Regions from separate parts of the Homo sapiens genome. Here regions 1, 2 and 3 are each linked to region 4. A link is a loop called in an ENCODE intact Hi-C map of the cell type or tissue named here. Cell type or tissue: endothelial cell of umbilical vein. All regions are shown on one strand. Links, peaks and the distances in the headings refer to the core of each region. The heading gives the core; the rest is flanking DNA. Region 1 has its middle 44 kb from the start of PABIR2. Region 2 overlaps PLAC1 (placenta enriched 1). Region 3 has its middle 19 kb from the start of MIR450B. Region 4 has its middle 12 kb from the start of PLAC1.

Evidence for each region. A loop is a pair of places that touch in the nucleus more often than their neighbours do. Peaks named below come from ENCODE experiments on the same cell type or tissue, not always from the same donor. Only the 100,000 strongest peaks of a DNase experiment are listed, where the experiment ranks them.
Region 1: a loop joins it to region 4, with 2.6 times the contacts of the local background. A loop is called at or near these places in 2 of 110 quality-filtered maps.
Region 2: a loop joins it to region 4, with 4 times the contacts of the local background. A loop is called at or near these places in 2 of 110 quality-filtered maps.
Region 3: it touches region 4 in a loop (9-fold over the local background); 3 of 110 quality-filtered maps call a loop at or near these places.

The regions. Positions count from the first base shown.
Region 1 is chrX:134,748,703-134,756,797 of GRCh38, reverse strand. It overlaps a transcript of PLAC1 not described here. Among named protein-coding and RNA genes, the nearest start is that of PABIR2, 44 kb to the left of the region's middle. In endothelial cell of umbilical vein, for the core only: a CTCF peak has its summit at 3,015 (motif pointing right); a DNase peak (open chromatin) is centred at 3,007.
Region 2 is chrX:134,574,255-134,582,349 of GRCh38, reverse strand. The region is part of intron 2 of PLAC1 (placenta enriched 1); the gene reads left to right. Among named protein-coding and RNA genes, the nearest start is that of LINC00629, 28 kb to the right of the region's middle. In endothelial cell of umbilical vein, for the core only: no CTCF peak of the experiment used is centred there; a DNase peak (open chromatin) is centred at 4,299.
Region 3 is chrX:134,516,869-134,524,963 of GRCh38, reverse strand. It overlaps the pseudogene RPL36AP54. Among named protein-coding and RNA genes, the nearest start is that of MIR450B, 19 kb to the left of the region's middle. In endothelial cell of umbilical vein, for the core only: a CTCF peak has its summit at 3,909 (motif pointing left); a DNase peak (open chromatin) is centred at 3,883.
Region 4 is chrX:134,666,591-134,674,685 of GRCh38, reverse strand. It overlaps a transcript of PLAC1 not described here. Among named protein-coding and RNA genes, the nearest start is that of PLAC1, 12 kb to the right of the region's middle. In endothelial cell of umbilical vein, for the core only: no CTCF peak of the experiment used is centred there; a DNase peak (open chromatin) is centred at 3,145; H3K27ac peaks cover 3,013 bases.

The DNA of each region.
Region 1 (8,095 bases), core at 1,058-6,057, 82 kb before region 4:
GGCTCAATGCAACCTCCGCCTCCCGGGTTCACGCCATTCTCCTGCCTCAGCCTCCTGAGTAGCTGGGACTACAGGCACCCGCCACCACGCCTGGCCAATTTTTTGTATTTTTAGTAGAGACGGGGTTTCACTGTGTTAGCCAGGATGGTCTCGATACCCTGACCTCGTGATCCGCCTGTCTCGGCCTCCCAAAGTGCTGGGATTACAGGCGTGAGCCACCGCGCCCGGCCGAAAATGTAATATTTAATAAACAGTTTATTACTGGGGCAAAGATGGACTTTTTAAATAAATTCTATTGGCACAACTGGATAGCCATTTGGACAAAAAGGTAATTTGGTCCCATACTTCACATTGTACCCTAGAATAAGCTCCAAATGGAGCTTATTATATAAAATATTTAAAAAATAAAAAATAAAACCATATAGGTACCAGGTGGTCCAAATATTAAAAAAAAAAACATATAGGCACTAGAAGAAAACGTCGATTAATTTCTTTATAATCTGGGTGTGGGGAAAGCCTTTTAAAATATGACTCCAAATCCAAATGCCATAAAATGATGAGTATTTTCAAGTACATAAAAATCAAAGTAAAAACCTTTTTTTGCATGGCAAAAATCAGATAGGCAAAGTCAAAAGAAAGATGATGAAGGCCGGGCGTGGTGGCTCATGCCTGTAATCCCAACACTTTGGGAGGCCAAGGCGGGCGGATCTCGAGGACAGGAGATAGAGACCATCCTGGCTAACACGGTGAAACCCCGTCTCTACTAAAAATACAAAAAATTAGCCGGGCGTGGTGGTGGGCACCTGTAGTCCCAGCTACTTGGGAGGCTGAGATAGAAGAATCACTTGAACCCGGGAGCCAGAGGTTGCAGTGAGCCAAGAGCACTCCAGCCTGGTGACAGAGCAAGAATCCATCTCAAAAAAAAAAAAAAAAAAAAAAAAGAAAGAAAAGGAAAAAGAAAAGAAAGATGATGAAACTGAGAAAATACTTATAATGTATACATAAATAAAGGTCCAATATCCCAAACATATAAAGAACTTTTTAAATCTAAAGAAAAAAGGCTAAAAAGTCTCAGGAGGAAAATGGGCAAAAACATGAATACACAGTTCACAGAAGAAAGTATACAAATGATCCTTAAATATATGAAAAGATACTCAACTTCACACATAGTAAGAGATGCAAATATATTTAAAATACACAGTCAACTTGACCATCTGGATCATTTGGAGAGGAGGAGCAATGCCAGGTTAGGTTAAGTTCTCCCATTTAGGCACTCCTTGATATCCCTGGGCTTCACCTTTTATGGCACTTATCTGACTTGTAATTACAGTGATTGTTTAATGTCTGTCTTCCATACTAGTTACCAAATGTATAAGAATAGTGACCAAGACTATCTTATTCACACTGGTATCCCCAGCTCCACGCACAAAGTAAATGCTCAATTAACATTTGTCAAATCAATGAACAAACAAACTACAGAGTACTTATACTCACCAATAAGAGCTACCACTTAATAGTTGGATGAATGAATGAGTAACGTGGAGGCAAGGAATTGAATCTAAATCTATGTTTTCTGTAGTTCTCTCTCCCCGCTTCTCTTTCAGTTCTTGCCCACTTTCCATGGCAAACTCTCTCTCCTATTTTTTCTCCCTAATTTCCATCTAATTTCCACATGCTAGCTAAAGTAAAACCTTCAGCATGGCCTATGCTCATAAAATGTGTGCCTAGATCAAAAATAAGAAAAGTTGCAAATTTACATGATAAATTGGATGTTAGCATCTGAAGTGCTTTAAAATGGCCTGCTTTCTTATGTTTCTATAATTATTTTCTTATGCACCAAAATAAGAAAACTGAAAAATAATTTATTGTTAAAGTCATTCCAACATTTATCTTATTGCTAAAACTGCTTCCTACCGTTTCATTGCAAACCTACAGTATTTTAGCTTTACTTTTGTGAATCAAATTGGAACTCTAACCAGCGTAATCTTGTCTCTTCAAGAAAATGCATTGTAGGCACCAAAAAAAAAAAAAAAAAAAAAGAACAATAAATGTTCGAAATGTAGCACATTTGTAAATTGGAAGACAGCTTGTTTATGAGTGCCTGTTGATTAAATTTGTTAATGAGCCCTTAAGAAATTGCCCCTTTTTCTCCTACCACTAGAAATCCTTGATGGATTTTTCTATTACATCTAATTTTCAACACATAGAATAAAGCCTTCCATCTATGTTGACTTTTACCTCAGAAGTTGAGCGAGTTACTTGATTTTTACAAGCCCAGAAAAATAGGCTTCCCCCTAGACAGTCATTGTAAAAGGAGTCTCTTGGTAGCAGATTCCATTTTTTTCTAATACTATAATTATAGATCGATCCAATAAATGTTACTTTAAAATTTTGCTCAGTGGAAAGGCACTATAGAAAAATCTCATGTATTAGCCTAAAGCAGCTTGAATCTACTCCCTATCTTGTGAATGTTTAGGAGTTTTGATAGCCTATATAAATAAGTGTGCTGCATAGCAGCAGTTATTACAATAAAACAATATTCTGCTGGATTTTGTTGAAGCTTTGATTAATGTGAATATAAATTGATAGGGACAACAGAAAGTTTGAGGTTAAAATTTAGGTAGCAACCTTGCCATAACGTATTGTAAAAGTACCATATGCTCATTGGATAATATATGAAAAGTAATGAAAAATAGAAAAAAGTTTAAAGTGAAAATAAAAATCACCATAATTACGCCAGGCAGAGACAGCTGTGTGTTTGTGGGGTTTTCTATGTGATGGAACTCAGATGCTATATGCAATATTTTAGTCTATGGAAGCACTTAAACATTGATAGTATTTTTTAAAGAAATATTTTGTGTCATCCGGGGTATTTAAGTTTTATGGTTTAGCACACTACTCTGGAGAATGGTTTGAGACTCCCGAGTCGAGAAATCAATTCACAGAAGTCCTGTTTCAATTACCTGCAGATGTCAGTGTGGATCTGAGTGTGATTCAACACTTTGTTCCAGGATGTGGTGGGACAGTTGAAGTCCAGTTGTGAACCAGTTGCTTATTAAACAAATAACAGTTTAGTTTGGATGAGAAATGTGAGCTGTAAGGACCTCAAGTCTCCGAAATTTCTTTTTATAAAATCTAAATAAGCATGGATATATTCTCCAGTTACATCCAGTTCACAGAAGATTATACCATCTCGTTCCCGCCCCTGATTGTTTAAACAGCCTAAGATTAGTTATAGTGCTGGAGAAGTAGAGTTGATGTCGTTGGGCTTATTAAATTTGACTCCAGCCCAGATGGCAGGTCTGAGCGATACATTAGGAGCTGTGTTGGTTTACTTTTTGCTGTTATCGTATATTTAAACTCAAAGTTTAAAACTGATGATTCCAGCTCTAAAAGGGCATCATCTTTGCCATTGCTTCTGATGCTTATCTGCTTTTCTACATGATCCCGCTCTTTCATGCAACTTCGTGACATGAAAAGTCAATGTCGATTAGGCTAGGAAAATGTCAGGGAGACTTGCAGTGGCTCATTTTACCAAAACACAATTGTTTCTCGGGCCACGACACAAATCTGCCATCTGTTTCATAAGCTTGCAGGCTTCCTCTGAAGTATAATTTGCTATATATATTGGTACAGAAATTGTTGGTAGCTTATGTTTACCTAGCAACATAATCTGTTTGGTAGAAGGCTGTGGGAAAGGAGGCTTTGTGGAGGAGGATTTTCTTTTTCTTTCTTTTTTTAAAGAGAGCAGTTTCTTCATCTACAAATTATCTTTAAGTGCAAGAAAGGCGGATGTGCTGGCCCAAACAATCTGCCTTTTATACCATTTTAACCTAAATTGCCTAGTAAATGCTCACTTTGGGAGTTATTTTTGCTATGTCAATTATCTCATATATACATGAATGCCCTCTTTTCAATTTATTTTTCTTTTCATACAAATCACTGTGAAATAACTGCCTTGACCTTCTAGCTGTAAAAGATCACCGAGCTTTGGGACTGCCTGCATCTGTCCAGTGTGTATTTCTCCTGTTTCCCAGTGCTCTTAGTGTGACTTGTGGGTTTTGAATGTTGAATTTACATTTCAAGGATGTTTGTCAGGGCCTGGTAGTCTTTAAGTTAAATGTAACAAAATCAAGCAGCCTGCACTGTGTTGTCTGCATTACATTAATTTTCATTTAATTGAATGAGCTGTATATTTCTACCTACCCACTTTCTTAGCTTTCTTATCAGCAGAGCAATGTGTCTGTTGAAAGAAAAAAAAAGCCAAGGGGAGAAAAAAAAGTTTTGACTTTCCTTCATGTTAGTTATAGACATCATATGCTGGTAAAGGTTAGAGTGTACTTTCTACATTCATTTTGAGAAGGGGAAGAAAGTGTTGTCCTGTCAACTTCCTTCATGTAACACCAAGGTATAATTTGCTGCAGGCTTATTGCATGATATTGCCCTTCTGAAAGTGACGGGTTTTTCATTTTAATCTATAGCTATTATGTAGTTCTCAATGAAGAGGCAATGTGGAGGTTACTAACCCACTTCCCTCTCTAAAAAAAAACAAACAAAGAAGAAATGAAAAGAAAAACGAACTTCTATATCATCCTGAGACTTTGAAACTAGTCCTGAGAAAAGACTGTAGCAGAATTGTTATATGGACAAAGTTCCTTTAGCCAGAGCCATCCCATGTCTTTCATCTTGCAGCCTTTGTTTCTGCCCCCTTGAGTCCCTAACTCTTCACAAGCCCAGAAATCTCCTCACAATGTAGCCTCACAGGAAAGCACTGATAACTTCTACAGAGTTGGCCCTGACAGTTTTGCAAGGGACATAGGAATTAACTGGGTTGGAAAGCAGGTTTCCTTGCATCACTGGGAGCAGCCATTAATAATACAAACATTTATTCTTGGTGTTCTCCAGTAATGCTAGTCATGGAAGTGAGAAATTGACAGCTTGAGTTGTGAAACTGAGACCCATTTTTATACAGAGCAGATAGTTAAAGGCAAGTGAGAGAAGATGAGCTAATGAGAGAAGGGTTGACAAAAGAAGAGCAGAGGACCGGGCTTTTGCAACAGAAGGGAGATGTAGGATGAAAGATCCTGGAGGAGTGAATGATCAAGGAGGGAAGCTTATTGTCTTATTTAACCAACACTTCTTCAGCATTGGTAGTGTGCCAGAGACAAGAGATGGGAGGAACAGGATAGAGAGGAGACATTTTTAGGAGGGTGATGAATGAAAACAAAATGGTAGAAGATGCCCCAAAAGTCTTTAGTGGCTTTATTTCTGTCGAGAAGGTCGGAAGTCAGATTGCAGAGGAGCAAGAAAGGAATGCAGCATTCATTCTAAAAGTTTGGCAGCATTCTAGAGACTGGTAGCTGGAAGGGTAGGAGGGTCACTTGTAGAGCAGTTGTTGATGTTGTTGTTGTTGTTGATGGTGATGCAGTTGTCTGCATGAGATTGAAGAGCCAATGGGATAGGAAATAAATCAGAGGTCCCTGGTGAGCAGTGCTGTCCACTAGAACTTTCCACGATGATGGGAATTACATACATTTGCACCGTCCCATTCAGGAGCCGCCAGCACCACGTGGCTGTTGAGTACTTGAAATGTGGCTAGCACAATCAAGAAACTTCATTTTTAGCTTTATTTCATTATAATTCATTTACATTTTTCTTTTCCTTTTTTTTTTTTTTTGACAGAGCCTTGCTGTGTTGCCCAGGCTGCAGTGCGGTGGCATGATCTTGGCTCACTGTAACCTCTGCCTCCTGGGTTCAAGCGATTCTCCTGCCTCAACCTCCTGAGTAGCTGGGACTACAGGTGGCGCCCCCACACCAGGCTATATATATATATAAATATATATATATATATTTATAAATATATATATATAAAAATATATATATATAAATATATATATAAATATATATATATATATTTATAAATATATATATATAAAAATATATATATATAAATATATATATAAATATATATATATATATATATATTTTTTTTTTTGTATTTTTATTAGAGACAGGGTTTCACCATGTTAACCAGGCTGGTCTTGAACTGCTGACCTCAGGTGATCCACCTGCCTCGGCCTCCCAAAGTGCTGGGATTACAGGCTTGAGCCACTGCGTCCGGTCATAATTCATTTACATTTAAATAGCTACACGTGGCAAGAGGTTACTATCTAGGACAGCAGAGGTCTATAAGGAGAAAATAAATGTGGGAGTAAGAAAATGGGAAGAGATGAATTCTAGAGCAGAGTAGGAGGCAGTAACTTAGTATTTAGGAAAAATCTTCATCTGATGAGAGATGCTCTCACATCTCCAATAGCTAGGGGAGTTCAGACCCATAGCGTAAATGTTTTCAGCAACCGAATTGTCAAGCTCATCTACTAAAAATGGGAGAGTTGAGAGGAAGAAGATTTGGGGACCCGAGGAGAAAGATTGGGATATTCACAGCATACGGTATATCAGGAACAACTGGGCAGTGATGGGAACCAAACTGTGGTTGACAGCATGAGTTTGTGGTGGGCCAAGTCTAAGAGGCTCAACATGGGCCAAATTTGTACTGAGCCAAATGCGTGCAATTCCATATAAGGTTCTTTCTGGAATAAGAAACAAACTAAAAGGATCTGGAAAAAGGATATTATGCAATTTAGGCTTAGAAAGTTATGTTTGAGTATATCCCAGCAGCTCTGTTACTCTCTCTTAAACATCTTCTGATAAATTCCATTGGTTTTTTTTTCTGATGAATTTAAGCCTTGATAGTATAAAATGTATTTAGAGGAATCTCACTAGGCAGGTTAGGGCCCTTCTGCCTGGGTGGTGTTTGGTTAGGGTTATCTGCAAGATTCCATTGCTTGTTCTCCAAGCAAAAGAGCTTTCGGGTAGCTCACCCACGCCTCTCTGGTGATAGGAGTGGAGATGGTGGGGGCTTCCTTATAGCTAGAAAAATTATAGCACTGTGTAAGCCCATTGCTATTTAACTAACACTCTTTCCAGATGTTCTTGGAATGGAGGCCAGGGGCAAGATATGCTTATTGCAATACAGCTTCTATTTGTGGGAAAGGAGAAAAATTAAAGGAATGAGCAGATAGAAATGGAAACTGATCAGCTAGTATTTTTCTATATGTTAATAACACGAAAAGAATTAATTATGAACTGAACAGAGTTTTCTTTAAAATCCAGGTATTAGGCAGCAATTTAAAATCTTGATTTTTTGATAGAAATATCTCAACAAGCTCAAATTTTTGACTTCAGAAACAAGTGCACTCTTTGGCTACCTCGTCAGTCCTGTGGATATTTCTGTGTAGGCATTTGGTTCTTGTTTTCTTCTGTCACCCAGGTTGGAGTACGGTGGCCTGAACATGTCTCACTGCAGCCTCAACCTCCCAGGTTCAAGGGATCCTCCCACTTTAGCCTCCCGAGTAGCTGGGACTACAGGCAAACGTCACCGTGCCTGTTTGTTGTTGTTGTTTGTTTGTTTTGTTTTGTTTTGAGTCAGAGTCTCACACTGTTGCCCAGGCTGGAGTGCAGTGGCACGATCTTGGCTCACTGCAACCTCTATCTTCCATGCTCAACAATCCTCATGCTTCAGCCTCCCAAGTAGCTAGGACTACAGGCAGGCACCACCAAGCCCGCCTAATTGTTGTATTTTTTGTAGAGACAGGGTTTCATCATGTTGCCTAGGCTGGTCTCGAACTCCTGGGCTCAAGTGAGCCTCCTGCCTTGGCCTCCCAAAGCACTGGGATTACAGGTGTGAGCCACCATGCCCAGCCTGATTCTTGTTTTCATTGCAGCCTAACACTCTTAGAAAAGGCTGATTCGTGTCAAAAACCCATGACAGTGAGTAACCCTGATTAGAACTCTTCTTCTAACATTAAAATTTAAAGTAAGCAAAATGTGTCTTGTTCAATATGTTCCAGTGGCCAGTAAGGGACAATACGACTTCTCCAGTCTCTATAGTTCCAGCTAGGGATTTAAAGAGAAATAAAACAGATGTTAGAGCCTCAACCTGCCAATATCAGACCTAGGTAATTGTCTTGCCAGTCATTTCATCCATCTGCTGTAAAATATCAAGACGTTCCCCCCATTTAAACCCTGATACCAG
Region 2 (8,095 bases), core at 1,570-6,569, 93 kb after region 4:
AATGATAAGGTGGCCCTTTTGAAAGTATTGCTTATTTAGAGGCTGGGGATTTAAACTTAGATCACTAGTGAGGGTGTGTTCCAATTACCATATCCCTAGATAAACATGACCTTCTTTAATCAGCTCTTTGCTCCCTAGTTTCTTAGCAGAACTGCCAATGAGCCAGGGCAGCTGCCATTTTGTGCCAGAGTTTCTTTTTCCATTTTCCAAGGAAGCAAAGAATAAGGAATGCCTCACTTCCCTCCCCATTCCCTGTTTGGAGTCATGCCCTCTGAGAACTTATTCTATTTCAGCTTCTACCTCTATGCAGTCAGAAAAATGATTCCGAACAACCCATAGAATGAGCACCTGCTTCAGTTATTGTCCCAATGTGAAAATGCTAATCCCTGGGTTTAGGCGAGGTTTGCTTTCCACACAAAATGGTCAGGCCCCTCTAATAGGCCAGCACTTCTGGTTTTAATACCCCAGTCTTGATTTCTAACAGGTGGGTGCCACAGTTGTTCAGCTCTTATTATGAGCTGGTTCATAGCTCGAACAATATAGGATTCTTCATAAAGAGTCTGAGAAACTGGGCCGGGCTCGGTGGCTCACGCCTGTAATCCCAGCACTTTGGGAGGCCGAGGCGGGTGGATCACTTGAGGTCAGGAGTTTGAGACCAGCCTGGCCAACATGGTGAAACTCCGTCTTTAGTAAAAATACAAAAATTAGCCAGGCATGGTGGCGGGTGCCTGTAATCCCAGCTACTCGGGGGGCTGAGGCAGGAGAATCACTTGAACCCAGGAGGTGGAGGTTGCAGTGAGCCAAGATCCCACTACTGTACTCCAGCCTGGGTGACAGAGTGAGACTCCAACTCAAAAAAAAAAAAAAAAAAAAGAGTCTGAGAAACCACCAGATGGTATTATTGGGGGGAAATAAACTCAGTTCCTTTCTTCAGCAACCCAAGCTAGTGGTTTTAATCAGGAATGAAGGGCGCTTTCACCCTGCTGCTTTCTTCAAACTCAGTAAGTGCCCCCCACCCTTTTTCCAGTTTTTACAAATTAAAATGTTTGTAAAAACCCAACTTATGCCAGGGAACTAGGGCTGCCTAGCTCTGGTTGTTTCCAACATGGCACTAATGAGACATTGCCCATTGATTCAGTCATTTGACTGTCTGTACTCTTTCCCTCCCTCCCATCCAAGCCCTGACATCCAGGTCTGGAGTGTCACAAACATTCAGGCTTGGCAAGAGAAGCCCATTCTTTTTAAAGATATGATGAAATCAGAAAGACACACAATCCCTGTCCTCAGAGTGGAATCAGGAATATGTGATTCTCCACTTCCATAACAAATGCAAGAGTTGGAGAATGTGTGGTACCCTTTTTCCATTCAGGAAGATTTATTGGGTGAGTCTACAGGCCATTCTTCTTAGTTTGGGGTTGCCGTATCTGGTGGCTTTGTACAGAAGCCATACACATTTCCCTCGTCAAAACAGATTGAGAAGGCCTGAATATACAGTGTGTCTCGAGGTTCATTGTGTTCTGGGTATGCATGCAACCCACGGAATAAATGTGTTACATTGAAATAAGGAATGACTGTGTGCTGACAAGAAGTCCAAAATATAGAGAGTGATAAAATAGAAACAGTGGTCCAGAATTATCTACTCTAAATGCCCTTGAATTTCTGTCTCCCATTTATTGCCTCTATTTTTCTCAATTTCCCCTGCTTGAAAAGCTATTAACTTCCCCACCTCTCCACCACCCTAGACTCTGATACCCATAAACAACCGTTGCCACTCTTTTATGTCCTCTGTTATGAACACCTTCACTGTGTTTACTTTCTTGGCACTGGCATAGACTAGACAGAGAACTATAGAAGCTTCTCGTTCTGGCTTTGCCACTTATGACCTTTGTGTCTTTAATGAATTTCCTAACCTTTCTGATCCTCAATTCTTCTTCCATAAAAGGAAGCTAATAATAATACCACACAGAGTTGCTATGAGGGTTAAGTGAGATACTGCACGTACAGCCCTAAACACAGTAATACAGTGTCTCAATATATATCCATTTCCCTCCTTCCTGTTTTCCTTCCTTTCTTCTTTCTGCGGGAATCTCAGTCGCTACGTTTAAGCAACTGCCTATGATGAAAGGTTTTGTCTAGTGGGTGGACCCAGTTTCTGTCTTTGTTCTCATCACTTAGGTGTAAAAAGAAAGCTTTAAAAAGTAGGATTATTTTTGAGGGCATATAGAAAAGTTGTTGCTCTTTGTATAAGACAAAATATCCAAGTTTCAAAAATCCCAGTGGCCTGCCTACCTTGAACCTCTTTCTGTTCTTCTACTCCCAAGGGTGCTCCAATTGGCGGAAGGTAGCCACGTGGGAAATTAAACGGCCCATCTATATCTATTTATACCCAGCGTAAATGCAGAGCGATCAATTTTAGAACTGGTGGCTTGGCCTGAGAAATAGCTATGTTTGGTGGAAGCAGGGCAGGTTCATAAAGAAGTGCACAGAGCTCTTGGAATACAGGAATTATCTGCTCTTCTTGGATGTGGGTGTCCTCCTAGGGATGAGCATCTGCCCTCACTGTCCTAAGTTCTAGAGGCCTCAGCTTTCCGGGAAAGCACAAACCACCGCTCAGCTGGAGTCTATCTGGGTCTCCCCTCTCCAACTTGTGACACAAGTCTTGTGTGAAAGCCTGAGAACACTCCATTCTTCCTCTTGTTGTTTTCAGGAAAGATTTGTCCCTGTCTCTCACTGCCACATACCATCTTAGAGCTTCTCTCAGCTTCCCCGAGTCATGCATGGGAAATTGCTCCCACAGCCCCTCTATGCTTTGGTTTGCTCAGTTTTAAAGTTGATTCTGTCCCCTCTCCTAAAAACTCAGCCATCAGACACTGAAGCAGAATCACCCAAGTGTTTTAGAGCCATAGTCCGGAAGCCAAGCCACCTCAGGACTTTCCTTTTCTTTCATGGTGATTAAATTTATTGTAATGTCTGGCCATTTTTCTCTGAGTTGTAAGGCAGAGAAGCAAGGTGGGCTGGTGGAAAGGCCTGAGGCCCCGATTGACTTATCTAACCTTGATCTTGGCCAAGGCTCTCTGCCCTTCTGGGACCCCCGTTTCCACAGTTTTAACATGTGATGCCTGTCTTTGGGGCCCTTACAGGAGAGCTGCAAGGATCAAGAGGGATAACAGGAGGGAGTGCATTCTATTGGGGTAGGGCTGGGGAATCTCTAGACAAAAGATATCCAAATTAAAGCAAAAGTGCTGTATTTTGAGATTTGTTGCCATATGTAATCCATACACGTTTAAACAAGCTTTTTAGAACCCCTGGTTTCTGTAATCACTTAAGACATTGCAAAGAAGCATAAATATATATTTTTAAAGTCATCACTACTACTACTTTCTAGGTGAAATAGAAAGTATTTCTACTTTGAACATTTGCCCTATAACTGTGACAGGGCCTCCATAGACTGCAGTTCCAAGGATCAGAGCCCCAACCTTTTAAATTCGGTGCAAGAAATTTGCTTTAATTTGGATATCTTTTGTCTAGAGATTTCCCCAGCCCCACCCCAGTAGATAACTCCCTCCTGTTATCTCTCTTGATCAGCTCTCCTGTAAATTCCCCAAAGACAGGCATCACATGAACCCCCAGTTCAGGCTTTCAGAGACCATGCTGCTTAGAAAGACCATTTCCTCAAAAAAAAAGTAGCCAGGCGATCCCAGCTACTCAGGAGGCTGAGGCAGGAGGATCGCTTGAGCCCAGGAGATGAGGCTGCAGTAAACTGTGATTGCACGACTACACTCCAGCCTGGGCAAAGAGCAAACCCCTATGTCAAAAAAAAAAAAAAAAAAAAAAGAAAGAAAGAAAGACCATTTCCACTGCCCCACCCCCAGGCTTTAGGGCTGGGCAGTAAGCTCCATTCTGAGTTTTTTTTTCTTTTCTTTTTTTTTTTTTTTTTGAGACAGAGTCTTGCTCTGTCACTCAGGCTGGAGTGCAGTGGTGCGATCTCGGCTCACTGCAAGTTCTGCCTCCCGGGTTCACGCCATTCTCCTGCCTCAGCCTCCCAAGTAGCTGGGACTACAGGCGCCCGCCACCACGCCTGGCTAATTTTTTGTATTTTTAGTAGAGACGGGGTTTCACCGTGTTAGCCAGGATGGTCTCCATCTCCTGACCTTGTGATCCGCCCACCTGGGCCTCCCAAAGTGCTGGGATTACAGGCGTGAGCCACTGCGCCCAGCTGGTTTGTTTTCTTAATGACTAATACTTAGAATCATTCTGAGTATTTTCCTCTATATCATGACCTGCCCTCCCTTCTCCCCTGCCACCTTCCCCTTGTAATTGCCACCAATACACAGTCACATCCAGTCACAACAAAAACCTGGCTGAGAGGTCAAGTCCCTGTTAGAAAATGTTATATAATCTTCCGTATCTCAGGATTAGAGGCTTCAGGCATCAATGACATTGTAAGACTTTCAAGAGAAGACCTACATAAATAACCTCTGTATGTGTGCATGATGTATGTATGTGTGTGTGTTCCCATGCATGCATTTGTTCATAATACATGTGCTAATCTATCCCTCCACTACACACACACACACACACACACACACACACACACACGCATGCATGCACACATGAGGCATTCTGTGATAGAACCTTAAACACCATCTTTTTTTTTTCTTTGGTGGAGTCTCTCTCTCTGTTGCCCAGGCTGGAGTGCAGTGGCGCGACCTCAGCTCACTGCAACCTCTGCCCCCCAGTTCAAGCGATTCTCCTGCCTCAGCCTCCAGAGTAGCTGGGACTACAGGCATGCGCCACCACGCCCAGCTAATTTTTGCATTTTTAGTGGAGACGGGGCTTCACCATGTTGGCCAGGCTGGTCTTGAGCTCCTGACCTTAGGTGATACGCCCGCCTTGGCCTCCCAAAGTGCTGAGATTACAGGCGTGAGCCACTGCACCCGGCCAAAGATCATCTACTCTAGCCTCTGACGTAGGACAGGATCTCCCTCTCCAGTGACCCCAACAAGTGGACAGCCAGCCTCTAACTGAATGCCTACAGGGAACAAAGAGATCTTAGTTTCACTCTAGGTTTCTCCATCCATTTTTGGACAACTTTTATAGTTGGGAACGTCTCCCTGATATTACACTGCAATTCTAGTTCAGTTTCTCCTGTAGGCATCAAATATCAGCACCAATACCACTTTTAACTGGCCCCTTTCTTTCTAAGTTTTTGTCTCTATTCCTTGTTGCTTCATCATATTTCTAATTCTAAATGGAATTTAAGATTGTAACAAAACACAGAGTCAGAACATTAATAATTGCAGGCTCCTATCTCAGAAAGGAGGCATGTGTGTCTGTTCCATTTGTTGGGAAGATATAATTGTTAGTTTGCTAGGGCTGCTGTACACAAACTGGGTGGCTTAAAACAACAAAAAATGTATTGTCTTACAGCTCTGGGGGCTGGAAGTTCAAAATCAAGGTGTCAGCAGGGCCATATTGTGTGACGGCTCTAGAGAAGCCTCTTCTAGTTCTGGTATTTGCTGACAATTCTTGACGTTCCTGGGGTTGCAGGCACATCATTGGAGTGATGCACATGGCCGCCTTCTTCCTACATGTCTCACATTGTCTTACCTCTGTGTGTGTCTGTCTCTGTGTCCACATTTTCCCCTTTTGTAAAGACATAAGTCATTGGATTGGAGCCCACCATAATGATTTCATTTTATATTGATTACCTCTGTAAAGAGCATATTTCCAAATAAAGTCACATTCTGAACACTAGGGGTTAAGACTTCAATATATCTTTTTGGGAGGACACAATTTTTTTTTTTTTTTTTTGAGACAGAGTCTCACTCTGTCGCCCAGGCTGGAGTGCAGTGGCACGATCTTGGCTCACTGCAACCTCCGCCTCCTGGGTTCAAGCGATTCTTCTGCCTCAGCCTCTGAGTAGCTGGGACTACAGGCATGTGCCACCATGTCTAGCTAATTTTTGTGTTTTTAGTAGAGACAGGGTTTTACCATATTGGCCAGGCTGGTCTCGAACTCCTGACCTTGTGATCCACCCACCTCAGCTTCCCAAAATGCTGGGATTACAGGCGTGAGCCACCACACCCAGCTGGGAGGACATAATTTTATACATATATATGTATATATAATTATCTAGCTATATAGAATATATAGATATAGAATAGATATAGATATATAATGTATATATAGAATATTAGATACATAGATATAGAATACATAGATAGGTATTCCTAAACATTTGTAGTCCAGTGATGTAAGTTCAAGTCTCAGTCCTGGAGAAAAATTTCAGAAAGAAAGTCCTTCATTCTTTGTTAAGGGAAGATAGATTACCAGTGGGGGGAAACTTCCTTTTTGTTGTTAATAATTATATTAATATCATATATGTATATATTATTAGATATGATAAGACTTTTATATTTATTTTTAACATTATATATGGTGTATTTTAAAATATTATGTATTATAATATGCAAATGATGAACACAAGTTTAACCAATTGCTTTTTTTTAAACAAGTAATTAATTTCAGGAAAAAGGCACCAAACCAACACCCTGTTCTACTTTTTTTTTTTTTTTTTTGAGACGGAGTCTTATTCTGTCGCCCACGCTGGAGTGCAGTGGCGCCATCTCAGCTCACTGCAACCTCTGCCTCCTGGGTTCAAGCAATTCTCCTGCCTCAGCTTCCCAAGTAGCTGGGACTACAGGCACGTGCCACCACGCCTGGCTAATTTTTTGTATTTTTAATAGAGACGGGGTTTCACTGTGTTAGCCAGGATGGTCTCAATCTCCTGACCTCATGATCTACCCGCCTTGGCCTCCTAAAGTGCTGGGATTACAGGCGTGAGCCACTGCGCCCGGCTCAACACCCTGTTCTTGCTCTTTTTTTTTTGTTTGTTTTTTTTTGGAGACAGGGTCTCACTCTGGGCTCAAGCAATCCTCCTGCCAAGTAGCTGGGACAACAGGTGCGCACCACCACATCCAGCTAGTTTTTAAAAAATTGTTATGTTTTTTGATATTGCTAGTATAAGGAGCTATCACACCCAAAGTCAAATCTTCGTTATATAGAAAGTCCAGATCAGAGAAGTGTATAGTGATATTTACCAGTACAATACTCTATCATATGTGGATATGGGGTCAACTGCAAAGCACTTTTGGGAACATTCAGGCTCGGGGACACTCAAACTGACGTGAAGTTAGCCTGGATCTCTCTTTTAGTCCAGAGTTGGCAGAGTGAAAAGCCCAGCCCAGAGGGAGCCAAGGGTCAAGTTGGGGTAGGGGAGAATTCACCCATCTTGCCTCTGATTTCCCAAGAACCTCTAGCATTTTCTGATTTCTGTATCTGTGTATGGAACTGGGAGTGGATGTGTAGGTCTGCTCTCAGGAGGAACAGATATCCAGCCTGTGGTTTAGGTTCCTTTTTCTAGCTAAGGGAATCCTTGGACAACCTCAGGGCTAAGTCCATTTGCCTGGGTAAACTTGGGGACTCTAGCAAGCCCCTTCGAGGCACCCCACCATTCTTCAGTACCTCGTGAACCTGAGGCTTCTGCTTCTGATTATGCTGTCTCTCAATTGCCTGGACTTGGTCTAGATACGGCTTGATAATTTCTTCTTTCCTCCCATGTAAAGGCCAGACTAGGGGAGAGTTCCACTTTGTCTTCTTTCCAGAGGACGACTTATCACAGGGATGGAGGAAAAGGGGTACAAAGAGTGCTGGCTGCACTTGGAGTCACTGACTAAGAGCTAATTGACAGGACATTGGGTACCGTTGGATGGGACAGACATAGAGCCCTTGGCATCAATGATCCTAGAAGATAAGCAGGTGTGCAAGTGGACAGGCCAGGACGCTTGTTAGGACTCTGTACTCTCTAACTATTATAGAAAGGCTCTACTGCTACCCCAGGCCTTCAACTGGTAGACTAGAGAAGGAGTGGGGGAAGGGGTTAGCCAATAACCAGATTCAGGCCCTTAGGGGCTGGACAAGGAGGCACAGGGGCAGGTGGTGATTTCTGGTGGTCATTCATTAATTTCTTCCTTCTTTCATTTAAAAAATATTTACTAAGTACTTACTGTGTACCAGATACTATAGTAGATCA
Region 3 (8,095 bases), core at 959-5,958, 150 kb after region 4:
TTTGAGACCAGCCTGGCCAACATGGTGAAACCCTGTCTCTACTAAAAATACAAAGATGAGCCAGGCATGGTGATGCCCACCTGTAATCCCAGCCACTTAGGAGGCTGAGGTAGGAGAATTGCTTGAACCCAGGAGACAGAGGTTCCACTGAGGCAAGATCATGCCACTGTACTCCAGCCTAGGTGACAGAGTGAGACCCTGTCTCAAAAAAAAAAATTAAAAATTAAAAATAAATAAAAAAATAAAATGTAAAATCAGGAAATAGCAACATAAGTACAGCATTTTATTTATTTGTAAATCTAATTTATCATTTAATTTCTCCTTTGATCCATGAGTTGCATGGAAGTATTAGTTGACTTACTACAATGTGGGAATTTTTTTCTATTTTGTTGATTTATGATTTAATTTCACCGTGATCAGAGAGCATACTTTAGATTTCAAAGCCATTATCCTCAGCAAACTAATGCAGGAACAAAAAACCAAACATGGCATGTTTTCACTTATGAGTGGGAGTTGAACAATGAGAACACATTGACCCAGGGAGGGGAACAACACACACTGGGGCCTGTCGGGGGGGCTGGGAAGGGCGCGCATCAGGAAGAACAGCTAATGCGGGGCTTAATACCTAGGTGATGGGAAGATCTGTGCAGCAAATCACCATGGCACATGTTGACCTCTGTAACCAGCCTGCACATCCTGCATATGTACCCTGGAACTTAAAATAAAAGTTGATGAAAAAAATTTTTAAGACTTACCGTATCTCCCTGAATATGCTCTATCTTGGTGACCATTCTATGTGCCCTTGAAAGGAATGTGTCTATTCTGCTGTTGTTAGGTATACTGCTCTGTAATTAGATGCAGTTGGTTGACAGTAAATTTCAGATCTCCATTATATCCTTATAGATTTATTTATTTATTTATTTATTTTGAGATAGAGTCTCACTCTGTCGCCTGGGCTGGAGTGCAGTGGGTTGATCTTGGCTCACTGCAACCTCCACCTCCCGGGTTCAAGCGATTCTCCTGCCTCAGCCTCCTGAGTAGGTGGGATTACAGGCGCCGGCCACTACGCCCAGCTAATTTTTTTGTATTTTTAGTACAGGCAGGGTTTCACCATGTTGGCCAGGCTGGTCTTGAATTCCTGACCTCATGATTCGCCCGCCTTGGTCTCCCAAAGTGCTGGGATTACAGGCGTGAGCCAGCCGATATTTTTTGTCTATTTGTTCTATCAGTTGCTGAGAGACTGGTGTTAAAATATCTGACTACGATTGTGGATATGTCTATTTCTCTATATAATGCTGTCAGTTTTTACTCATGAACTGTTTTGCTCTGTTGTTAGGTGCATACATATTTAGGATTGTCATGTCCCTAGTGAATCGTTTATTTTATATTATCTAATGGCCGTCTTTCTTTGGGTAATTCTCTTTGTCTTGAAGTTACTTTGTCTTATATTAATATAACCATGAAGCTTTCTTACACTTGTTGCACATTTTTTCCATCCTTTTACTTTCTTTTTTTCACGAAGCATAAATTTCTCCACAAAGGGAATTTTAATGATGGCTCTAGCTTATTCCCTCCCCAAAGGCCAACTGTAGGCTGGGCATGGTGGCTCAAATTTGTAATCCTTGCACTTTGGGAGGCCGAGGGCGGATCACTTGAGGCCAGGAGTTTGAGACCATTCTGGGCAACATGGAGAAACCCCATCTCTACAAAAAATACAAAAATTAGCTAGGTGTGGTAGCACATGCCTGTAATCCCAGCTACTCAGGAGGCTGAGGCAGGAGAATCACTTGAACCCAGGAGGTGGAGGTTGCAGTGAACCAAGATTGCACCCCTGCACTCCAGCCTGGGCGACAGAGTGAGACTCTGTATATATATATATATATGTTTTTTAAATGGCAGCTGTAACCAAATGAAGTGAACATAACCTCAAGATTGTATTTTCTTCACAATAAAAAAGATCACGCTAGAACTGGATCACTTTGCCCTTTCTCTTCTTATCTCCTTCCAGTTCAAAATGTTTGCATTCTCTGAGAAAAGCAATTGGGCTCAATGCTCTCATGTCTCGGTATAATCTTAGTACTTTCAGCCTTTTTCCGGAAAATCAACTTAGTCTGCCCACCATAGCCACTCTACTTCCTGTCATAACGCCACTTTCCCCAGGCATAAAGAGAATGCTTGCCCTTCTTGTACTGTGTCACTTTGTGGTATTGGTGATTCCTAAACTTCTTACAGAAAGTCTGGTGACTTTTAGGAATGTTCACCAGGTTTGCGAGAGTGCTATCAGCATAAAAAGCTCATCCTTTTAATCTTTCTGCGTCTTTATATTTAAAATTAGTCTCTTGTAGATGGAAGAAATAGGCCAGTCAATTACTGGCTAATGACCTTTATACTTGTGTAGGCTTGATTACAACCGTGTTGGGCAAGATGGTAAAACAGCAATTTATCTGTATCTCTGCCCTGCCCATTTCCTTTCTAATTAAAACATTGCTGAATAGCACTTCACTGCCTGCTCTCCTTGTTACAGAAGTAGAAATTTCGGCCAAGCCTGGTGGCTCATGAGTGTAGTCCCAGCTGCAAGGGAGACTGAGGCTAGGGGATCACTTGAGCCCAGGAGTTGGAGGCTACAGTGAATTGTGATTGTGCCACTGCACTCCAGCCTGGGTGACAGAGTGAGACCCTGTCTCTAAAAATGAAAATAAAAAAATAAAAACCAGCTGGGTGTGGTAGTTCATGCCTGTAATTTCAGCTCTTTGGGAGGCCAAGGCAGGAGGATCACTTGAGCCTAGGAGTTGAAGACCAGCCTGGGCAGTATAGCAAAACCCCGTCTCTACAAAAGAATACAAAAAGAAAAAAAGTAGCCAGGCACGATGGTGCCTGCCTGTGGTCCCAGCCACTCAGGAGGCTGAGATGGGAGGATTGCTTGAGTCTGGGAGGTCAAGGCTGCAGTGAGCTGTGATTGTCCCACTGCACTCCAGCCTAGGCAACAGTGAGAAAAAAAATCTACCACAACACCCAACCTCCAAAGTAGGCTCTTAGGAAATACCTTTAGTTCAACCTGTGTTCTTCCACATCTCATTGCCCCTGCCTCTACCACCTGCACCTACCTCCCCCAAGAAACACTATCCTGGCTTTTGTGTTTATTATTCCTTTGCTTACAAAACATAGTTTGTCACATATTATAAACCTATGTTCTGGCCACCTATTGCTGCCTTAAAAACTACCTCAAAACCAGCCTGGCGCAGTGGCTCATGCCTATAATCCCAGCACTTTGGGAGGCTGAGGCGGGTGGATCATGAGGTCAGGAGTTCGAGACCAGCCTGGCCAACATGGTGAAACCCTGTCTGTACTAAAAATACAAAAATTAGCTGGGCGTGGTGGCGCACACCTGTAATCCCAGCTACTCAGGAGGCTGAGGTAGGAGAATTGCTTGAACCTAGGAGGTGGAGGTTGCAGTGAGCCCAGATCACGCCACTGCACTCCAGCATGGGTGACAAGATCGAGACTCTGAAAAACAAAACAAAACAAAACAAAAAATCTACCTCAAAACCTAGTAGCTTAGAGCATCCACCATTGAATTGTATCTCCTGATGTTATGGGTTAGGAATTCAGGCAGGGTTCAGCTGGGTGACTGTTCTTTTCACACAGCGGATGGGCCAGTCTGGGAAGTGCTAGTGAAGTCCTCTCATCCCAAGTCTGGAGGCTTGGTGGGGTTGAGTTGAAGACTGAGTCAGCTGGGACTGTTTACTGGAGAATGGACTCCAGAATGACTGACTTGGGGTAAGCCGACTTCTCATATGGTAGCCCAGGACATCCAGAGATATTCCAAGAGAGCCAAACAGAAGCTAGAAGGCTTCTTATGACTTAGCCTCAGAAGCCCTGGAACTTCACTTCTGCTGCCATCTATTGGTCAAGCCAGTCTCTAAGGCCAGGCCAAATTCAAAGGGAGGGGAATTAGCTTTAGGTAAGGGGAGAATTAGAAAAGCATTTGTGGCAGAGGCTAGTCACAGTGGTGGGCACCTGTAGTTACAGCTACTCAGAAGGCTGAGGCAGGATCACTTGAGCCCAGTAGTTCAAGGCCAGTCTGGGCAACATAGCGAGACCCTGTCTCTAAAACTAAATACATAAATAAATTAATTAATAAAAATGCATAAATTTTAAAATAAATGGTATGGGAGAATTGGGTTAAAAAAAGAATTTGTGGCCGTCTTTAATCTCTCACAGCCCCTACACAAGATTTATTTTTTAGTATTTTTAAAGCCAGATGGTGACAGGGGCCCTGTACATGCTGAACGATCCACAGCAAATGTCACCTTCTTATTTAGGCTTATCCTGATACCGTATTTTTTCTTTCTTTCTTTCTTTCTTTCTTTCTTTCTTTCTTTCTTTCTTTCTTTCTTTTTCTTTTTCTTTCTTTCTTTCTTTCTTTTCTTTTTCTTTCTTTCTTTCTTTTCTTTCTTTCCTTCTTTCCTTTCTTTCTTTTTTCTAAAAAAAAATTTTATTATGGAAAGATTGAAACACATAAAAATATAGTATCATGAACTCCCACATGTACCCATCACCCAGCTTCAACAATTATCAGCCCATGAACCATCTTGTCACAGCCATATCTGCACCCACATCCCCCAACTCCCATATTATTTTGAAACAAATCCCCAACATCAAGTCATTTTTATCTGCAAATTTAGTATATGTTTCTAAAAGATAAGGACTCTCTAAAAAAAACCATAGCCTTAGTATTATTCCGCATTTTCAAAAATAATTCCTTAATATCAATGGATATTCAAGTCAGTGTTCAAATCTCCAATTGTCTCATAAGTGTCATAAATGGGTGTGTATTTTAAAGTTTGTTTGAATTGGGATCCAAATGAGGTCCAAACATAGCTACTGGTTCATCTTTAAGTCTCTTTTAGTCTAGGTTCCTCCATCATGTCTTTATTCCCTGCAATTTATTTGTTGAAGATACCAGGTAGTTTGTCCTGTAGAGTTTCCCATAGTCTGGAGTTGGCTAATTGCATCCCTGTGATGTCATTTAACACGTTACTCAGTCTCCTGTATTTTCTGTAAATTTTTAGTTGACTCTAGAGGCTTGAATAGATTCAGGTTGATTTTTTCTTTTTGTCAAGAATACTTCAGAATACTATGCAGCCATAAAAAAGAAGAAGAAGATCATGTCCTTTGCAGGGACATGGATGGAGCTGGAAGCTGTTATCCTCAGCAAACAAATGCAGGAACAGAAAACCAAACACTGCATGTTCTCACTTATAGGTGGGAGCTGAACAATGAGAACACATGGACACAGGGAGGGGAACAACACACACTGGGGCCTGTCGGGGGCGGGGCGGGTGGTGGGAGAGCATCAGAAAAAAATAGCTAATGGATGCTGGGCTTAATACCTAGGTGATGGGTTGATCTGTGCAGCAAACCACCATGGCACGTTTACTTATGTAACAAACTGCACGTCCTAAACATGTACCCCAGAACTTAAAATAAAAGCTGAGGAGAAAAATAAAAAGAATACTTCATAGGTGGTATACTGGGTTAAATAGTGTTACCCAAATTTCATGTCTACCTGGAATCTGTGAATGTGACCTTATTTGGAAATAGGGCCTTTGTAGATGTAATCAAGTTAAGATGAGGTCATACTGGATTAGGGGAAGCCTAATCCAATATGACTGGTGTCCATAAGAGGGAAATTTGGACACAGACACCCATAGAGGGAAGATGGCCACATGAATATGGAGGTAGAGGTTGTAATTATGCAGTCATAAGCCAAAGAATATCAAAGCTTGCCAGAAACCACCAGAATCTAGGAGGAAGCAAGGAAGGATCCTCCCCTAAAGCCTTTGGAGGGAGCACAGCTCTATTGACACCTTGATTTCAGAGTTTTAGCCTCCAGAACTTTGAGAGAATAAACGTGAGTGTTTTGTTGTTGTTGTTGTTTGTTTGTTTTTGAGATGGAGTCTCGCTCTGTTGCCAAGGCTGGAGTGCAATGGCGAGATCTCACCTCACTGCAACCTCAGCCTCCCAGGTTCAAGCGATTCTCCTGCCTCAGCCTCCTGAGTAGCTGGGATTACAGGTGCCCGCCACCATGTCTGGCTAATTTTTGTATTTTTAGTAGACACGGGGTTTCACCTTGTTGGCCAGGCTGGTCTCAAACTCCTAACCTCAAGTGATCTGCCCGCCTCGGCCTCCCAAAGTGCTGGGATTATAGGCATGAGCCACTGTGCCCGGCCATGTGTTGTTTTAAGACACTCATTTTATGGTACTTTGTTATGGAAGCCCTAGGAGATGAATCCAGGTGGTGGGCTGTTTCTCCAAAAGAGACATATAAGAGACCAGCCCCCCAAATATAAAAAAATTGTAAAACACATAAGATCTAGTTGTATCTCTTTTTGTGGTGCTGGCAGCCACTGGTGATTAATTCTATTCTTCTTATTAGCCAGAATACTTCCATAAAAAGAAATATCCCCTCATGTATTATTTGAGTAGTCAGTGGTAGTCTGTGTCGAAAACAGTATAAATGCTTGTTTATTAAAAAGTTTCCTTATAATTATCTGTCTTTTAAAAATCACTAAAGAACTGGCTTGCTAGCATCTTCCAACAGTAACTAATTAACCGAGTTTTGTTTTGTTCTGTTTTATCTTTTTGGTGCAACAAAATGTTCCAGGCTCTTCCTGTACACTTCTTGACCCAGACCTTGAATTAGCCATCTCTCCAAGGAGACCTGTTCATTTCTGTGGGAAATCCGTGTTTCAGTGTTCCAATCTGAACCTTGCCTACAACCTTGCCTTTCAAATTACAAACTGGCCCATCCTTCTGCCTCTCAGTCTCCTTTATCCTCCTCTATTTTTCCATAGTAATGTTCTCCTCCTAACATACTATATATCACTTATTCATTATTATTTGTTGTATATTAAGTGCCACAAAATTAGAGACATTTTTCCTTTGTTGTTGTTGTTGTTGTTGTTGTTCACTTATGTATCCCCGGTAGCCAGAAGAGTGCCTGGCCCATACGTAGTATTCAATAGATATTTGCTGAATGACTGAATGAATTGCACAGGCTTAGAGGCTGGACTGGACCATACATTTTATCTCATGTATGCCAAAGATGCTGACCACAGTAGAGGAAGGAGGTCTTTTGTGAGGACAGACTTTCAAATGACAATTCAATCTCTTTAATGATTATTGCATTTTTTTCAGATTTTCCATTTTTTCCTTAGTTTGATTCTAGTAATTTACTCTATTTAGGTTCTCAAATGTATTTCTATAAAGTCTTCACAATATTCTCTTATTATAGAACATTTCAAAAATATTATAGAACATTTCAAAAGTATAAAAATACATAAAAGAGTGCAGTTTTGTTTTTTTTTTTGAGACAGGGTCTCACTCTGTCATCCAGGATGGAGTGCAGTCACACGATCTCGGTTCACTGAAACCTCTACCTCCTGGGCTCAAGTAATCCTCCCACCTCAGCCTCCCAAGTAGCTAGGACTATAGGTGTGCACCACCAAGTCCAGCTAATTTTTGTATATTTTGTAGAGATGGGGTTTTGCCATGTTGCTGAAGCTGATCTCTACCTCCTAGGCTTAAGTGATCCTCCCAACTCAGCCTCCCAAGTAGCTGGAACTACAGGCATGTGCTACCGCCGCACCTAGCTACTTTTTGTATTTTTAATAGAGACAGGGTTTCCCCATGTTGCCCAGGCTGATCTTGAACTCCTGAGCTGAAGTGATCCTCCGGCCTTGGCCTCCCAAAGTGCTGGGATTACAGGTGTGAGCCACCATACCTGGCGCCCTGGATTATCTTCAAGGAAATCCCAGATATCCCACCATTTTATGATAAGTATCTCAGTATATACATCTAAAAGATAAAGGGCTTGGCGCGGTGTCTTACGCCTGTAATCCCAGCACTTTGGGAGGCCAAGGCAGGTGGATCACCTGAAGTCAGGAGTTCAAGATAAGCCTGGCCAACATGGTGAAACCCCATCTCTACTAAAAATACAAAAATTAGTTGGGCGTGGTGGCGCTTTTCTGTAATCCCAGCTACTTGGGAGGCTGAGGCAGGAGAATAGCTTGAGCCTGGGAGGCGGAGGTTG
Region 4 (8,095 bases), core at 1,060-6,059:
AACCAACATAGCCCATAGGAAAGTGGAGGACCCAGCCAACCACTGTTTGAGAGGCTGTTGATGTTTGTTTTCTACAGTTCTAAATTACCTACGTCTGTGCACCACAGATGCTTGTGGGTCACAGTGCATGTGATTGAGGTTATGTATGGGTTGAATGCTGTAGGAACCAGGTTTATTTTGTCCTGGGTCCTTTCTCACTTTGGCCTTCTTTTATTGCCTGTGTGAACTTTTCTTATTTGGATCTACTGAAGACATAGAAACATCCCTGCCCTTACCCCAACCCTTCCATTTCATTCCTGAGTGACCTTTTGGCTGGAGGCTCTCTTGGCATTGCAAAGATTAAGAGTGTCTCCACAGGTCTGTTTCAGGATTCCCAAGAGAATTTGAGGCATAAGGCTGAGAAAATGAGTTTTAAGATTCAGTGCTTGGAATATTTTTCCTCAACATGTCATCCTGAATCTAGAATTTCTGAAGAAGATCCATGATATCAGCTAATTTGGGCAACCTTGGTATCTTCCTTTACCATTCAACTTGTGAAGTGTCATAAAAGGGCCATATCCTAAATGGCTCCCAAGTGGGCTGTTGGGCCAAGATTTTGGTGTTCAAGTAGGCCATCTTGTGTTTCACTCCGTAGGGAATTGTGATCATACCCAACAGATGTGTAGCTTCAAAAAAGCAAAGGGTGGTAGGCTTTAGAAATATCCATCTGTTGAACATTTTTCCTTTCATCTGCAGGATAGATAAAGACCGTGTGAACGGTCCTACCCAGCCCCACACAAGATTATAGCCACATTTCTTCTCATGAACAGAAGAGTGAAGGCAAGTGAGGGACATTTGAAAAATGGCTGGCAGTACCTAGGTCAGGTTGTTGGAAGCTTTTTGGGCTCTCATTCTGGGATTAAGTTATGTTGGAAAGCAAGGCCAGCCCCTTTCCTCCCTCAACAGATGGAGATCAAAAGACAGTGTCAGCCTAACCATCCACAAATCTCTCCAGTGTTTGACACTCACTATCAACAAATTCCATCTCTCTGTGAGGGAGGCAGCAATCTGAAACAGCCTTATTAGGCCACAGGGCTTGGGGACTGGGGTGGTCTCTGCATCCTATGGCCACTTTTCATTTGGAATCATTTGGTCTACTAAACCTCTCCATTTATTAAAAAAAAAAAAATTGAGACTATGATGAGACTTTCACATGACAGAGTTTCTAGGCTGAAAAGAAATGGCCACAGAATGATGGGCCATTTTCTTCCTCACATCCTGTCACACAAATACACTCAAATTTCCCTTTTCCCTGTCTCCCCTCTCTCTCCCTTCTGTCTCTTCCTTCCTTCCTCCCTCCCTCCTTCCCTTCCCTTCCCCTTCCCTCCTTCCTTCCTTCTCTCCCTCCTTCCTTCCTTCTTCCCTTCCTCCATTCCTCCCTCCCTCCTTCCCTCCCTCTCTCCTTTCCTCCATTCTTTCCTTTCCTTCTCCTCCCTCCCTCTTTCCTCTTCTTCCTTCTCTCCTCCCCTGTCTTCCTTCTTTCCTTTCTCTTTTTCTTTCATTTTAAAAATACTTTAGCCTGCAGAGGCTCACCCAGTTTAATTTCAGCAAGTTCACAAGCCTGAGATGTTTCTCTCTTTCTCACCTTTTCCCCTGTTAGCACTTACTGGATTCTCCAAAATGGCTATTACAGTTTAAGCAGACACAGAGGGGGAAAATCCATATTTTTGTGACTTACATAAGGAGTTTGAGCCTTGACAAAGTACTCAGTAAGTCTTGAGTTTGCCTCTAATAGTATATAGCTGAAGGAGTCTCTGAAATGACAGGATTTATGGAGGTGCCTAGAAGTACATTCAATAAGGAGGAAAAACACCAGATCCATTCTGAAATCTTCTCACCCACCAGCCGGTTGCCTATTACAGGGCATTGTTAGTGCAGCAACTTATGTATAGTAAATAATCAGCCCCTAACTTGTTCAATAGTATATTGTGGATTTTTTTTCAAATGGAGCCCCCTTTTGGGGTAACATTTATGACTTATGAAAGAATCCTTTGCTCTGTTTCATCAGAATCATCAGTTCTTATTGAGGTTCATATTGATCAAGGGTATTTTTCTTCAGAGAGTGGGGATGTACCTCCAAGCAGCTAATTAGATTAGTAGCACCAACATTACCATCAAAGAGGAAGATAACTGAGTATTGCCTGATTTTAGTACAGCTACCACAGGATGCTCCAGAGACACTACTTAACGTCAAAATAGAAGGGAAGAGAGAGCAAGAGAGAGTATACAAGGAAGTACACAAGAGAACTCAGGCTTCATGGACTTCTGAGCACACAGCTAGCTAGGGTATTGGGACCACCCAGAGATACCCCGTCAGCCCCTGCATTCCCCACAAAGGATGTTATGATAAGCCCTTGGAATTTGTCAGGGGACCCTGCGAGGTTATCTAATGATCCTGGAATCCCCTGTACAGTTCCCACACCAAATAGCTATACTTCCTCTCCTTGGACTATTCCAATAGTAGGGTCGTCACCACCAGAGATGGTTTCACACTCTTGAATGGCTCTGAAAAGGATTTTTTTTCATTTATTCAGGCTCTCAGTTTCATTTATTGAGCTTATACTATATGACAGGCAGTGTACTTTGTACTGGGGATACAGCAGTGGATGAAACAAATGGGTTCCCTGCCCTCCTGGGGTTTCCATTCTAGTGAGGAGATAGATAATAAAGGAACAGAACTTTCTCCACCCAGCTCTATCACTCTGTATGCCTTTGCCCATGGGTTTGTGGTGCCCAAAATGTAACCCAATGACTTGGGAGGGTTTTGCTTGATTTATGAGGTCAGGGCAGAACTCCTTTATTCCGAAGACTAGACTCTTATGAATGCAACTTACAACAATTTTTGCTTTTTGTTTCACTGGTGATATGGTTTGGATTTGTGTCTCTGTCCAAATCTCGTGTCAGATTGGAAGAGGGTCCTAGTTGGAGGTGATTGGATCACGAGGTGGATTTCTCCCTTGCTGTTGTCCTGATACTGAGTGAGTTCTCACGAGGTCTGATGGTTTAAAAGTGTGTGGCACTTTCCCTGTTGCTCTCTCTCTCTCTCTCTCTCTCTCCTGTTCTACCATGGTAAGACGTGCTTGCTTCCTCTTCACCTTCCGCCATGACTGTACGTTTCCTGAGGCCTCCCAGTCATGCTTCCTGTTAAGCCTGTGGAACTATGAGTCAATTAAACCCCTTTTCTTCATAAATTACCCAGTCTTAGGTAGTTGTTTATAGCAGTGTGAAAACGGACTAATACAACTGGTCGCATCATACATTGACTTACAGTGACCTGACTGTCAACAGACACTCCTAAGCCTTCCCCCCTGTTCCCCACTTTTAAACATGTTTTACCATTAGGTCAGTTTTCTCCTGTTTTATATTAGTGCAATTGATTTTTTTGGACCAAATTATAACATTTTACATTTATTTCTGTTAAATATTATTTTGCTAAAAATACTCTGTCATGCCAGTCTATTGATCTAGTTTGTGATTTAGGAGGACAGAAAGTCCTTTGCATTTACTCAGGGGTCTGTTTATAAAACTTATAACACTGGGCTATCACAGAGAGAAACTTGGTCTTAGCCAAAAGTTGAAGGCCTGACACCCAAGATGTCATAGGAGTTTCACCTCATGGGGTTAAAAATTTTTTTAACAAATGAAGAAGCAAGGCAATCACATTATGCTTTGGCTCAGTAAAATAATGCAAGGAACTCCCAAGCATGTTACAGATAACAGCCTTCTCAGAAAGATCCCCAACTGCTCACCATATGGTTGAATTGGGGCTGGGAACTTGAAACCTGCAGGGTCTTTGTTAGGTTAGAATGGGGGAAGGGAGTTTGCAGAGACCAAATCCTCAAGGCAATGGGTCATGATTGGCAAAGGTGCCCGTGACTGCTTGCTCTTGGTATGAGTTGCATGAGCTAAGGCATCTCCTTGTCTTATTTGCATGGCAGGGCTGGAGGCTACACTGTGACTTGGCATTCATGGGACAACAAAATGACCAGTCATTCTGTGTTCCATGGAGGCCAGTCAGAGCAGGTTCCTTGGTGGTGTGCTCAGGGACTGGGATCCAGTGGCTTGTGAACTCAGCCAGCTAGGCAGGCTGGCAAGATGGGCAAGCACCCCAAACCTCACCCACTCCCATTCCCACCCCCACCCAGCTCCACATTCTTGAGGTTTTAGTTCACCAGACCTGAATGAGAGACTGACTGCCTGACTGCTAATTATTCCTGGAAATGGCATGATATGAAGTCTGCAAACATTTTCTGCAAACATTGACCCACAAGAGGCAAGCTGTTGAGTTCTGGAAGCTAGGAGGCAGGAGGTGGGAGGGGGCTTGGGAGGCATTCCTCAGGCATGAGGCAGTTGGGTCCCTTTGCCTGCTGGATTTCTGCTGTAAGGTCAGCAGGAAACAGATGCATGGAGGACAGTCCCCAGGGTGGCATGGGACCACCCAGGGGTGTTGGGCTTTTCAGGTGAACATAGAAGGCTGGGCTGGGAGCTCCCAGGTAGCAAGAGCCAGATTGTTGGTGCCTTTCTGTTGTCAAAAAAAAAAGTTTCAGCTGCCACCCAGCCAAACTTTGCTTGCACACATGTTTTCCAGAGACAGAGACAAAAATGTGTTTCTCAGGGTGGGGGTGGGGTGGGGAGACTGGAGTGACAGTTACATTAGCCGTATGCAGAGCCATCCTCATCACCTCGGCATTTCCTGGAGATGGTTGCAGCCTCCTGTGAACCCCAGCCAAGGTTCTTTCGAGATCCAGGGCAAGCCCCATGGCCAAGAGCAGACTGGCCTGACTCAGAGGGAGAAACAGGAGACTTCGGGGAGAGTAGCCGGGCTGTGTACGGCCCCTCCACCGCCAAGCCCACCACCCGCTTCAGCCTTGTCTTCCGCTACTGCGGACCTCCAGCTCCAGAAACACCAAGCTGCCCCAGCATCCCGCTCACACCAGGCAGTTCTCAGCCACTCTACCACTGCTCATGCCCCTTTCCCCATCCCAAGTGCTCTTTCCCCACTGCTTCCCTCTCCTAACTCCTACCCATTCTGCAAGGCTCCCCTCCGGGATCACCTCATTTGGAAAGCCTTCCTGTATTCCGTCTGTCTGAGTTTGGCCTTCTCCTCTGTGCTCCCCCACCAAGTGTTGTGTTTTCTCCAACCACAGCATTTCTCACTCTAGAGAATAAGAGCTCACACCCATCTCCAGCTTACAATGCGCAAGTCACTGTTCTACCTTCTTTACACATATTAACATCAGTATCTTGATTTTATTGATGAGGGCCCTGGGAAATTCAGAGGTTAAGTAACTTGCCCAACATCACACGGCTAGGGAATGATGAAATCAGGATTTGAACCCAAGCTTTCTGGCTCCAAAATATATCCCACTGGAAAGTGAACTCTTTGAGGGCAGGTGAGTCAAATCATCCCTGAATTCTCAGAGTGGGCACTCCAGAGATGTGGGCGGACTTAATTGAACCACATGAAACTAGGAAGACCATAGGGAAGATCCTGGAAAGATGGGATGGGCCAGAAAAAGAGGTAACCCCTAATAACTCACACACCTCTCCCTCCTGCCCTTGTGGATGGGTATTCAGGCCTAACAGATCCTGCTGTGGGTGATTTCCAGGAACCACAAAGGCCAGAACAATGCCGAAGGCCCCACGTTGGGAGGCAGCCTCTGGGAGGCCATTTTCAAAGGCCAGACCCATTTTCGCTGGGCCTGCCTGCTCTGTTGCCACCCAGTGTAGCCACTACTTCTCATTTGGTTTTGGTTAAAGACCACAATGTACTTGCTCACTGGGGGAGGTGGGTAGGGTGGGAGAGGGCTTGGCTCCTCTTTGTGTGGAGTGTTCACACTTAGCCCATCCTGCCCCAATCTCAGGGAAATTTGGGGAGGCCAGAAGGAAGTCTTTCCCGGTCCTAGAATTTTCTGTCTTCAGCCTTGAAACCTTTGTGTGAAAGCTTCACCTGTGTGGAATTCCTATAGACAAGTGTGAGCTGGCCATTATGGCCGGATTTAGACCCATCACTAGTCCTTCCCAGGGCCCTTAGAGGCCCTTTTGAGGAAAAAAGCAGACATCCCTTAAAAAAATAAAACTAGAACATGATGCCCAGGATCCAGAATACTGAATTATAAGTCTGAGCATCCAACTCTAGACAGAGTGACTCTGGGTGTGGGTGCTGGAGTAAGACTGAATGGACTGACATCTTAGCCCTACCATTTCATAGATGTGTGACTTTAGGTTTAGAGTTGTGCAACCATCATCACTAGTTCCAGAATATTGTCATTACTCCAGAAAGAAACTGTACCCATTAAACAGTCCTTCCCATTCTCTCCCCACTCCATCCTCTGGCAGTTCCTAATCTCTTTCTGTCTGTATGGATTTGCCTATTCTGGATATCTCATATAAATGGAATCGTGTATATGTGATCTTTGTGTCTGGCTTCTTTCACTTAGCATCATGTTTTCAAGGTTCATCCATGTTGTAGTATGCATTAGTCCTTCATTCCTGTTTATGGCTGAATAATATGACTATACCACATTTTGTTTATCCATTTGTCTGTTGATGGGCATTTGGGTTGTTTCCACTTTATGGCTATTGAGAATACTGCTGCTATGAACATTCGTGTACAAGTGTTTATGTGGATCTATGTTCAATTCTCCTGGATGTGTATGTACCTAGGAGTGGAATTGCTGGATCATAGGGTAACTCCACAGTTAACTTTTTTTTTTTTTTTGAGACAAGGTCTTGTTCTGTCACTTAGGCTAGAGTGCAGTGGTGGGGCCTTGGCTCACTGCAGCCTCAAACTCCTAGTCTCCAGAGTCCTTCTGCTTCAGCCTCCTGAGTAGCTGGGACTACAGGCATGCACCACCACACCCAGCTATTTAAAAAAATTTTTTTTTTATAGAGATGGGGGTCTCCCTGCATAGCCCAGGCGGATCTCAAACTCCTGCCTTCAAGTAATCTTACTGCCTTGACCTCTCAAAGTGCTGGGATTACAGGTGTGAGCCACTGTGCCTGGTCCATGTTTAACTTTTTGAGGAACTGCCAAACTGTTTTTCAAAGCAGCTGCATATTACAACCCCATCAGCAATGCATAAGGGTTCTGATTTCTCCACATTCTCACCGTCAGTTGTTATTTTGCATTGTATTTTTTATTACAGCCATCCTAATAGGTGTGAGGTAGTACCTCACTGTAGCTTGGAATTGCATTACCCTAATTATTGATGTCGAGCATATTTTTATGTGCTCCATTGGCCATTCATGTATCTTCTTTGGAAGACAGTCTGTTCAGATCCTTTGATCATTTTTAATTGGGTTATTTGTCTTTTTGCTTTATGGAGTCTTAAGTGTTTTGCATGTAATCTAGATACAAGTCTCTTATGAGATATGTAATTTCCAAAATTTTTCTCTCATTCCATGGGTGGTCTCTTCACTTTTTTGGTTGTGTGCTTTGAAGCAGAAAGCCTTTTAATTTTCATGAAGTCTCCATTTCATCAAAGAAAAAATAGATGTACTTTTTCCATGGTTGCTTGTGCTTTTGGTGTCAAATCTAAGATTTACACGTATGTTTATTTCTAAGAGCTTTATAGTTTGGGCTCTTGCATTTTGACCTTTGATATACTTTTATTTAATTTTTGCACATGGTGTAAGATAAAGGTCCAGTTCCATTCTTTTGCATGTGGATATCCAGTTGTCCCAGCACCATTTGTTTAAAAGACTATCCTTTCCCCTATTGAATTGTCTTGATGCCCTTGTTGAAAGTAAATTGACCATAAACGTGAGGGTTTATTTCTGGTCCACAACATTTTTAACTGACAGAAAAGAATGATCAGATATGGAGGGCCTACAATAGTCCCAATATCTCAGCCTAGCACACCCAGAAGCCTCTTATCCCTCCATCCACTCAGTAGAGAAAGGATCATTGCCCAGGGAAATGGTGGTCACCAACATTAGGTCTAATGACTCAACCTGGAAGGAGATCATGTGGAAAAGTTACACGTATTTGCAGAACCAACCTTCCTTTCTCTGGAAAGTTAGGCTTCAGTGTAGACCTCCATTCCTCTTTCTG